Regions from separate parts of the Mus musculus genome. Here all the other regions are linked to region 1. Evidence: chromatin loops called from intact Hi-C (ENCODE). Cell type or tissue: heart. All regions are shown on one strand. Region 1 holds the start of Map3k5 (mitogen-activated protein kinase kinase kinase 5). Region 2 overlaps Map3k5 (mitogen-activated protein kinase kinase kinase 5). Region 3 overlaps Map3k5 (mitogen-activated protein kinase kinase kinase 5).

Region 1 (2,500 bases):
TCTGGGAGAGTTCTCTGGGAATTTACACATCTGGTTTTGCTTCCCAAAATAAGCGGGAGCTTTTTGATCACACTAAAGCAATCAAGCCTTTTCATTTGTGTATGGTTCAGTTTTAAAAAATGAAATAAGTTAACTTCTCTCTTTCAACTCTGAATGATAATTTTCCCATGCATTTTCTATCTTAGGTATCTGGCATTTTGAGGAAGGGGTGACTTTAAGATGATATATGAGAGTATTAAGTCATTCGGCAATGGAGCCAATCAATTACTCATTAACGATAACAGCGTAAGCAACTGGAAATTTTACAATGAAAAGTACCAGCGGCTGCCACGATAAATTTAGCCGACCACTTCTAAATTTAGCGCCCCTGTCACTTATAAACCACTTTCCATTTGAGGCCTGGGCTGTAGGGCGCTTGTTGGATCCTCCCGCCTCTCGGCACGCGTGTTGCCACGGTGCATCCAGCGCCACGCGCTGCCCACGAGCGGACCAGAACGAGCGAGGCGCGGTGGCTGCGCCCAGCGCTGCAAACGCCTGGCGGGCTGACCGGGACAGTGCGGGTTAGAGACTCTTCTTTTGCGCCGTCCCGCAGCGAGGCGCGCACAGGGTTTCAGCCCTCTTTCCCAGTTCTCTGAGGTCCCGGAGCAGTGGGTTCGGTCCAGGCTGCAGCTTCCCAGCAGCGCCCTCCTCAGGGGCGGGCCCTGGCTCTCTGTGCTGCAACGAGTGGGCGGCCACAGGCGGGTAGCCGAGAGGACGGGCGGCTGCGAGACGGTCGCTGGGACTCGGAGGGCGCGGCGAACCGGTGAAAGAGGAAGGGAAGGAAGGAAGGAGGAGGTGGTGGTGGAGGAGACGGAGTCGGTGCAAGGGAGCTGTTGCGGAGCAGAGAGGCGGATCCTTTCGGGAGCGGCCACGGAGGTTCCGGGACGCGGCTCGGGGTAGCCCGCCCACCGCGCGTAAGGTGTTCTCCAGGTAGCGCCGGCACCCAGAGGGCGCCCTCGCCCGGCCCGCGCTCGGCAGGCGACAGCTCGCGGCTCCCCGAGCGCGGCGCCCTTGAGCCGGGCTGCGCAGGTTGGCCGCCGACTCGTCCGCCCGCCAAGAGGAGGAAGCTCTGTCCCTTCCCGCTCGCCGCGGCCGGCGTCCCCACCCCGTGGACTCTCCACCCTGCAGCGGGCGAGCGGCGTGGCCACGGAGGCGCCGAGGAGGGGCGAGCCGCCGCCGGGCAGCGGCGTGGCCCCGGGGGACAGGGCGCCCGAGCGGAGGCGGCGGCGGGGCGGTGAAGGCGCGGCGCGCGATGGCAGCTGCCTAGCCCGGCGCGCGCGGAGCAGCCCGGAGCTGTGGCTAGCCAGACGGTGCGTCTGGGCTGGGGACTCCGGGGTCGCCGCCGTGGCAGCCCGGCAGGCAGAGATGGGCACCGAAGCCGGCGAGGGCATCACTTTCTCCGTGCCGCCCTTTGCGTCCGTGGGCTTTTGCACCATCCCGGAGGGCGGCAGCTGCCGGAGGGGAGGAGGAGCGGCGACGGCGGCGGAGGGAGAGCCGAGCCTGCAGCCCTTGCTTGTGCCGCCGCCGCCGCCACCGCCGGGCAGTTTCTGGAACGTGGAGAGCGCGGCGGCTCCCGGCACCAGCTGCCCTACCACCGCCCCCGGGAGCAGCGCCACCCGAGGCCGGGGCAACTCTGGCAGCGGGGGCGGCCGGCGTACCACCGTGGCTTATGTGATCAATGAGGCGAGCCAGGGGCAGCTGGTGGTGGCGGAGAGCGAGGCCCTGCAGAGCCTGCGGGAGGCGTGCGAGGCGGTGGGCGCCACCCTGGAGACCCTGCATTTCGGGAAGCTGGACTTCGGGGAAACCGCCGTGCTGGACCGTTTTTACAACGCAGGTGAGTGGCAGCTCGGCTCGTTGCTTTGCCCAGCCGGTTTCTCCTGGCTGTCTTGGTTGGGGGGGGGGGGGGATTTTTGTTTTGTTTTGTTTTTCGTGGGCGGGAAGCAAGCTTCCTATTTACATCACGCCTCACCTTGAGAGCGGCAAGAGTGGTTGCAGGACTATTCAGGCCGGCCGCTCCTAGTTGAGGGTGTGCTGGTGCAAGTGACTGTATTTGTGCGGGAGATCCTCCGCTGATTTATTCATTATCCGGCAGCGAAGACCCTGGGTCCAAGTACAAGGCTCGGAAAAACACTTCCTCCCACCATTGCGAATAATTGCTTCAATCACTTCTCTTCAGTTAGGAGGTGGGTAGGTTTTGCTTTTGCAAACACACACCTGTGGCCCACTGAAGTGATGTTCTGTTCTCTGTGCAGTCTTGGGAGTACAGAAATGCCCTTATGCTAAGCAGCCAGCTGTGTGCAGAGTTTCGTTTGAGTTTTCAAAGCGCGGCCTGACCTTCCCCAACTCATTTCACCTTCGAGTTTTGGTGGCTTCAATTTCCCATTCTCTTACTACTTTGAACGGTCAAATAACTATATGTTGGAGTAAAAGCACCGTGAAACACACCAAATGTGTGTGATCT
Region 2 (2,500 bases), 120 kb after region 1:
CATTCTCAGCCTTCCCAGACGTTGCTTTGCTCTGGGGTCCGTGCTGCTCAGTGAGCAGCGAGTGGTTTTAAATGCTCGCATTCAACACTTGCCTACAGATGCCCCATGCAGCCTCGTTGTTCATCCGCCCAGGGAAATGCTCACACATCACTTCTTAGCTCAGATGCTGACTTCAGACTTCCATGCTGAGCACCCCCTAACCCCCCACTCTACCACTGCCACCGAGACAGGGTTTCTCTGTGTAGCCCTGGCAGTCCTGGAACTCACTTTGTAGACCAGGCTGGCCTCGAACTCAGAAATCCTCCTGCCTCTGCCTCCTGAGTGCTGGGATTAAAGGCATGCACCACCATGCCTGGCTACCACCTACTTTCTTGTTTCTGGTGTTCTTCGGCATGCCTCTGACGATGATGTCTTTCCTTACTGGTTTTGATATCATCCCCACTGGTTTTATTCATGTGTCATTACACCTTTTCATATGTGACTCCATGGCACCATGTGCAACTTGAGGACGGGGCTGTGCTTTCGTCTCACGTGTGTCCACACTTGGCTTTGAGTAAATGACATGAGCTACATTCAGCCATGCGTGCTTAACAACTTTCGACACTAATGATGGCAGACGTGGAGACTGAAGTGTGCATACAGAGACCTCTGGCTTTAGGTACCCTGGCATCTGTTAACAAGAAGGCAGACACCGTTCTACACCATCCCGAAGCAGACGCACAATAACACATGTTACATAATGCCAACTTCCATGTCTGTGGCCAGCAAACTGCTTACATAGCCACCGCCTTGCATAATTATCCTCTTCCTCATTTTTCTTAACTTTTTCTTTTGGAACACCATCTGTCTTCTTTGGTTTGAGGACATTTGTTTAATACTTAATAAGCTCAGTGGTTCAGAGGAAAATAATCTCTCCTGAAGATGTATTTCAGAGAGTCTCCTTGAAGAGGCATATTTAAAAATAAGTGTGTTCACCTTGTCTTTCAATTGAATGTAGGCATTTAAAACTTGTGTGTTCCGAGTAGTCTTACGTGGGCACACACACACTTTGTAAGAGTTGTTGGGGATGTAGCTCAGTGTTGAGGTATTTACCTAGCATGCACAAGGCCTGGCTTTGATCCCCTAACATGTCAAATAAACACGCTTTAGAGAGATGTTGGGCCTCAGGTCCACGTTACTTAAGCTTTCTAAACCTGAGTTTGCTCATGTTTCTAAAGCCTACTTGGTTGAATTTTTGTGAAAGTCCCCGTTTTGCAGCATAAAGTAAAGTATGTTTAGTAAATACGGAGGCCCAGTGATAAGTGCAAGTGTACTTAGAGAATGAAAACACACGTGTGGGATAAACACGGGGCTGAGGGGAGCAGGTGACCCTAAATCCGTGCTGTCTTCTGTGCTTGAATTCTCAGGTACCTCAAGTCTATCGTGGAGACCATTCTGATATATAAACACTTTGTGAAACTGACCACAGAGCAGCCCTCGGCTAAGCAGGAACTCGTGGACTTCTGGATGGATTTCCTGGTCGAGGCCACAAAAACAGATGTTACTGTTGTCAGGTTCCCAGTGAGTACTTTCGTGTGCATCTGAGTTCAGTTATCTGTTGCTTCCTGTTTTTAAGACGAATTTGGCAGTGTGATTTGACAGTCAAGATGTGGGGGACTTTCAGACCCTAGGTCCTAGCATGTACAACTGTCACTCGCTGCACATAATTCTTTTCTACAGATTGATTTTTTTGGCTTACTTATTATTTTTTAGTGCTTTATTATTGCTATGTATTTTGAGACAGGGTCTGGTTAAGTAGCCCAGGCTGGTCTTGAACTCCTGCTTCAGCCTAAGTGCTGGGATTACAGGCACATCCACCATGCCTAGTTTTGTTGACTTATCTACAAGGATCCTCCAACCCAGAGAAATGGGATACGTCTTGGGGCCAGGATTGGAGTTGCTCCTCATTGAGTGTCCTGAGGCACACTTCGAAAGCAGTAAAGAGATCATGCTTTGGTTAGGTCAAGGCAGCTCGTGAGATTGATGTCCTCCTTGGATGCTGTACTTTTGTTACTTTGTCTTAAGAATTATCAGCATTGCTATGACCAAGCTATCGGCTCACTTGTTTTGCAATTCTGTCTTAACCACTCTAAGCCAGGGGGGCTCAAAGTTGCCCTGTGGTCACATATACACCTGTGTAGCAATCACTTCCTGTGCTTGACTCTAGAAAATGGTGACTTGCAGGTTGGTCTTCAATCAGTGTGACTGGTTTCTAGCAGATGTATGTGTTTGTGTGTGTGCACATAAACACACAGGCATAGGCATAGACATACATATATATGCAAAAGATATATGTCTCTGTGTGTGTGTCTCTCTATATATACATAATATACTTATATACACACACATATATATATACTTACACATTGTGTACACACATCCATGTGTATGTGTGTGTGTGTATGCGTGGATACACAGAATAGACATAGACAAATATGTATGTGTATATATGCATACACAT
Region 3 (2,500 bases), 140 kb after region 1:
GATCCATTGGAACTGGAATTATAGATGTCCGTGAGACATCCTGTAGGTGCAGGGAATGAGCCTGGCCTCTCTGTGGGTGCTCTAACTCCTAAGCCATCCCTCTGCTTCTCCCACTGTCTCTTGACATATGTGGGCTGCACCTGTGGTATCCCATCCCCTGTAGTGGTCATAGTAAAATAGTCCATGTACAAAAACTTAAGCTTTTGCAAACCAGTGTCCCTCTGGGTTGTAAGTTGGTTCTCTGTAGACATCCATTCAGTCCAAATCTTGAAGACTGCATGAGGCATAGTTAATGAATCCTAGCCCTGTACCTGTTCCCTGTGGGCGTTTGATGTTTCCAGTCAGTACCTGAGGAAAGTCTGCATGTGTATTGTGCAGGCTGCCTGCCCTCTCTTAGCCCAGCTCTTGGCAGTGGCCATGTAGAGTGGTCAAGATAACTGTGTGAAGGATTCTTACCCAGTTCCAGGTGGTCAGTCTTTCCTGCTTATGGTGTGTTTGGCCATAACTCCCAAGTTCAACCAAGAGGGAAACGGTATTTCCTATCCTGAGAAGTTCAGAGACGGGTTCTTTCTGAGGGGGATTTTGTACCCGAGTTCTGAGCTCAGTTCTCTGTAAGTTGTTGGCTGTCTTCTCATGGTCATAAACAGCTACTCCAGGCATTGCCTCATACAGACAGCATCCCAGAAAGGAGAATCCAGCCCAAACCTTCATAACAACAGCCAGCCACCTGTAAGGAACTTGAACTGTTCATGGCCAGTTTAGACTAAATTCCCTGCCCCAGCAGATCCTGAACAACAACAACAACAACAAATCCAAAAGCCCTGTTGTTACTGTTAGCTAGGGAGAAGGGACAAGGGAGGAATGACTGTTAGCTCAGGTAAGCAATAAGGCCTGACAGTATAATTATTAAATTATTACTACCACTTTCACTGCTAACTCCTACTTCTTATTCCTGCCCTTGGCAGGGCGTGGAATTTGGGGTGGATCAGTTCCTAGAAAACAGTGCTTCTTTGCTGGTTCAAACAGGTAACCATGGTGTGGGGTCTGCTGGGGCTAATTAACCTCTCCAGCTCTGCATCTCTGGATCCTGGTACTTACTCTGCAGCTCACCAGTGCCTCCCTGTGGTGAGTCCCTGCTAGCCGTGAAGGTTGGGCCTCCTCCAGTGCAGTGGCTGTAGCTTAGGCTTTGAACTTAAGAGCACTGTAGTGAGATGTGTCCAGGCAAAGCAGCCTTCAGGAAACCAGATACTCAGGAAGTAGTCTGCTCTTTTCCTACCAAACCAGCCTGGTCTATTGAGGAACCCATCCTTGGTTTCTCCCAGTGCCACTTTAGAGCTGTGTGTACCTGCCACCCAGCCTGCTCTGCTCTCATGCCCAGTCCCAGCCCAACCGTGGTCTTGGGCAACAGCTCAGCGGCAGACTGCAGAGGTAAGGGTACACTGTGCGTTTGAGTCACACATAGGTCAGCAGCGAAGTCTGGGTCACACAGTTATGGAGACATTTTGACCTCAGGTTGACAGACAATAGGAGTGAGATTGAGAGCAGAGGCCGAAGGCTGCTGTTTTAATTTGCTGCTGTCTAGTACTTGGTTCCTTTATATGTGGCCTTTCTTTTTCTTAATTTAAATGTATACACACATTTTCATCGGTTTACTGGTTCACATATGTGTGCAAGTACGTGTGCACACATGCATGTATGTATATGTCCAGGTGTACATGCATATGTGTGTATGTGTGAAGGCTGAGGACAGCTTCAGGTGGCATCTTCATGAGTGCTGACTCTTTTGAGACAGGGTCTCTGAATGGCCTTGGATTCACCAGGTAGGGCAGAATGATTGACTTCCTGCCTCTGGCCCACTCAGGGATTGCATGGGGCCTGCCACTCCCTGGCATTTTTACATGGGTTCTAAGGAATCAAACTCGGGGCTGTGTTTGCAGGTGAGTGCTTTAGTGACCTAGTCATCGCCTCAGCTCCCCACTAGGCCTTTCTGCATTGCCCTCCCTCCCTGGACCTCACAACAGAATCTGCTAAAATCCCAGTAAGGTGCACTAAACACTGGTTTTTGAATAGTTTGCATCAAACTTGAGAGGGCCTATCCACACTCCTGGTTGGATGGCCCTAGGAAAGATATAGGAGTTGTGGATAGAGATTGTAGGTTTTTGGGTTGCTTTTGCCAAGAGAAGAGTTCTAGACCACCTCAAAGCTGCAAAGCTCAGCTTCTGTTTCATTAGCCAGGACGAGGCCACAACCTCAGAGCAGTGGGGAAGGGGCTCTTTTCATGGTTGTTTTACATATCATACTATTAATTGCATGCTGTGGTCAAACATTTGATGATTTTTCAATGTCTGTTATAACTTTTACAGAGGGTAAAAAAATAATTAAGAAAATAATTAGGGTAGTTTCGCTGTTATTGAAGGAAGAGATCAAGCAGGAGAGACTTCTAAAGACTCCCAGGCAGGCTCTGGCATGGGTGTTAGTTGGTGATGGCGTGGGTGACAGT

Evidence for each region. Hi-C counts contacts between places; a loop is a spot of excess contacts. Peaks named below come from ENCODE experiments on the same cell type or tissue, not always from the same donor. Only the 100,000 strongest peaks of a DNase experiment are listed, where the experiment ranks them.
Region 2: a loop joins it to region 1, with 2.4 times the contacts of the local background. A loop is called at or near these places in 4 of 42 quality-filtered maps.
Region 3: a loop joins it to region 1, with 7 times the contacts of the local background. A loop is called at or near these places in 30 of 42 quality-filtered maps.

Annotation. Positions count from the first base shown.
Region 1 is chr10:19,933,202-19,935,701 of GRCm38, forward strand. Map3k5 (mitogen-activated protein kinase kinase kinase 5) reads left to right here and starts at 1,325. Exons shown (of 30, transcript NM_008580.4): 1 at 1,325-1,873. The coding sequence starts at 1,405. In heart, CTCF peaks have their summits at 1,001 and 1,689; a DNase peak (open chromatin) is centred at 870; H3K4me3 peaks cover 2,500 bases; H3K27ac peaks cover 2,415 bases.
Region 2 is chr10:20,057,531-20,060,030 of GRCm38, forward strand. It overlaps Map3k5 (mitogen-activated protein kinase kinase kinase 5), which reads left to right. Exons shown (of 30, transcript NM_008580.4): 10 at 1,407-1,560. Among named protein-coding and RNA genes, the nearest start is that of Map7, 110 kb to the right of the region's middle. In heart, no CTCF peak of the experiment used is centred here; DNase peaks (open chromatin) are centred at 701 and 1,511.
Region 3 is chr10:20,072,307-20,074,806 of GRCm38, forward strand. All of the region lies in intron 11 of Map3k5 (mitogen-activated protein kinase kinase kinase 5), which reads left to right. Among named protein-coding and RNA genes, the nearest start is that of Map7, 97 kb to the right of the region's middle. In heart, a CTCF peak has its summit at 1,117; a DNase peak (open chromatin) is centred at 1,135.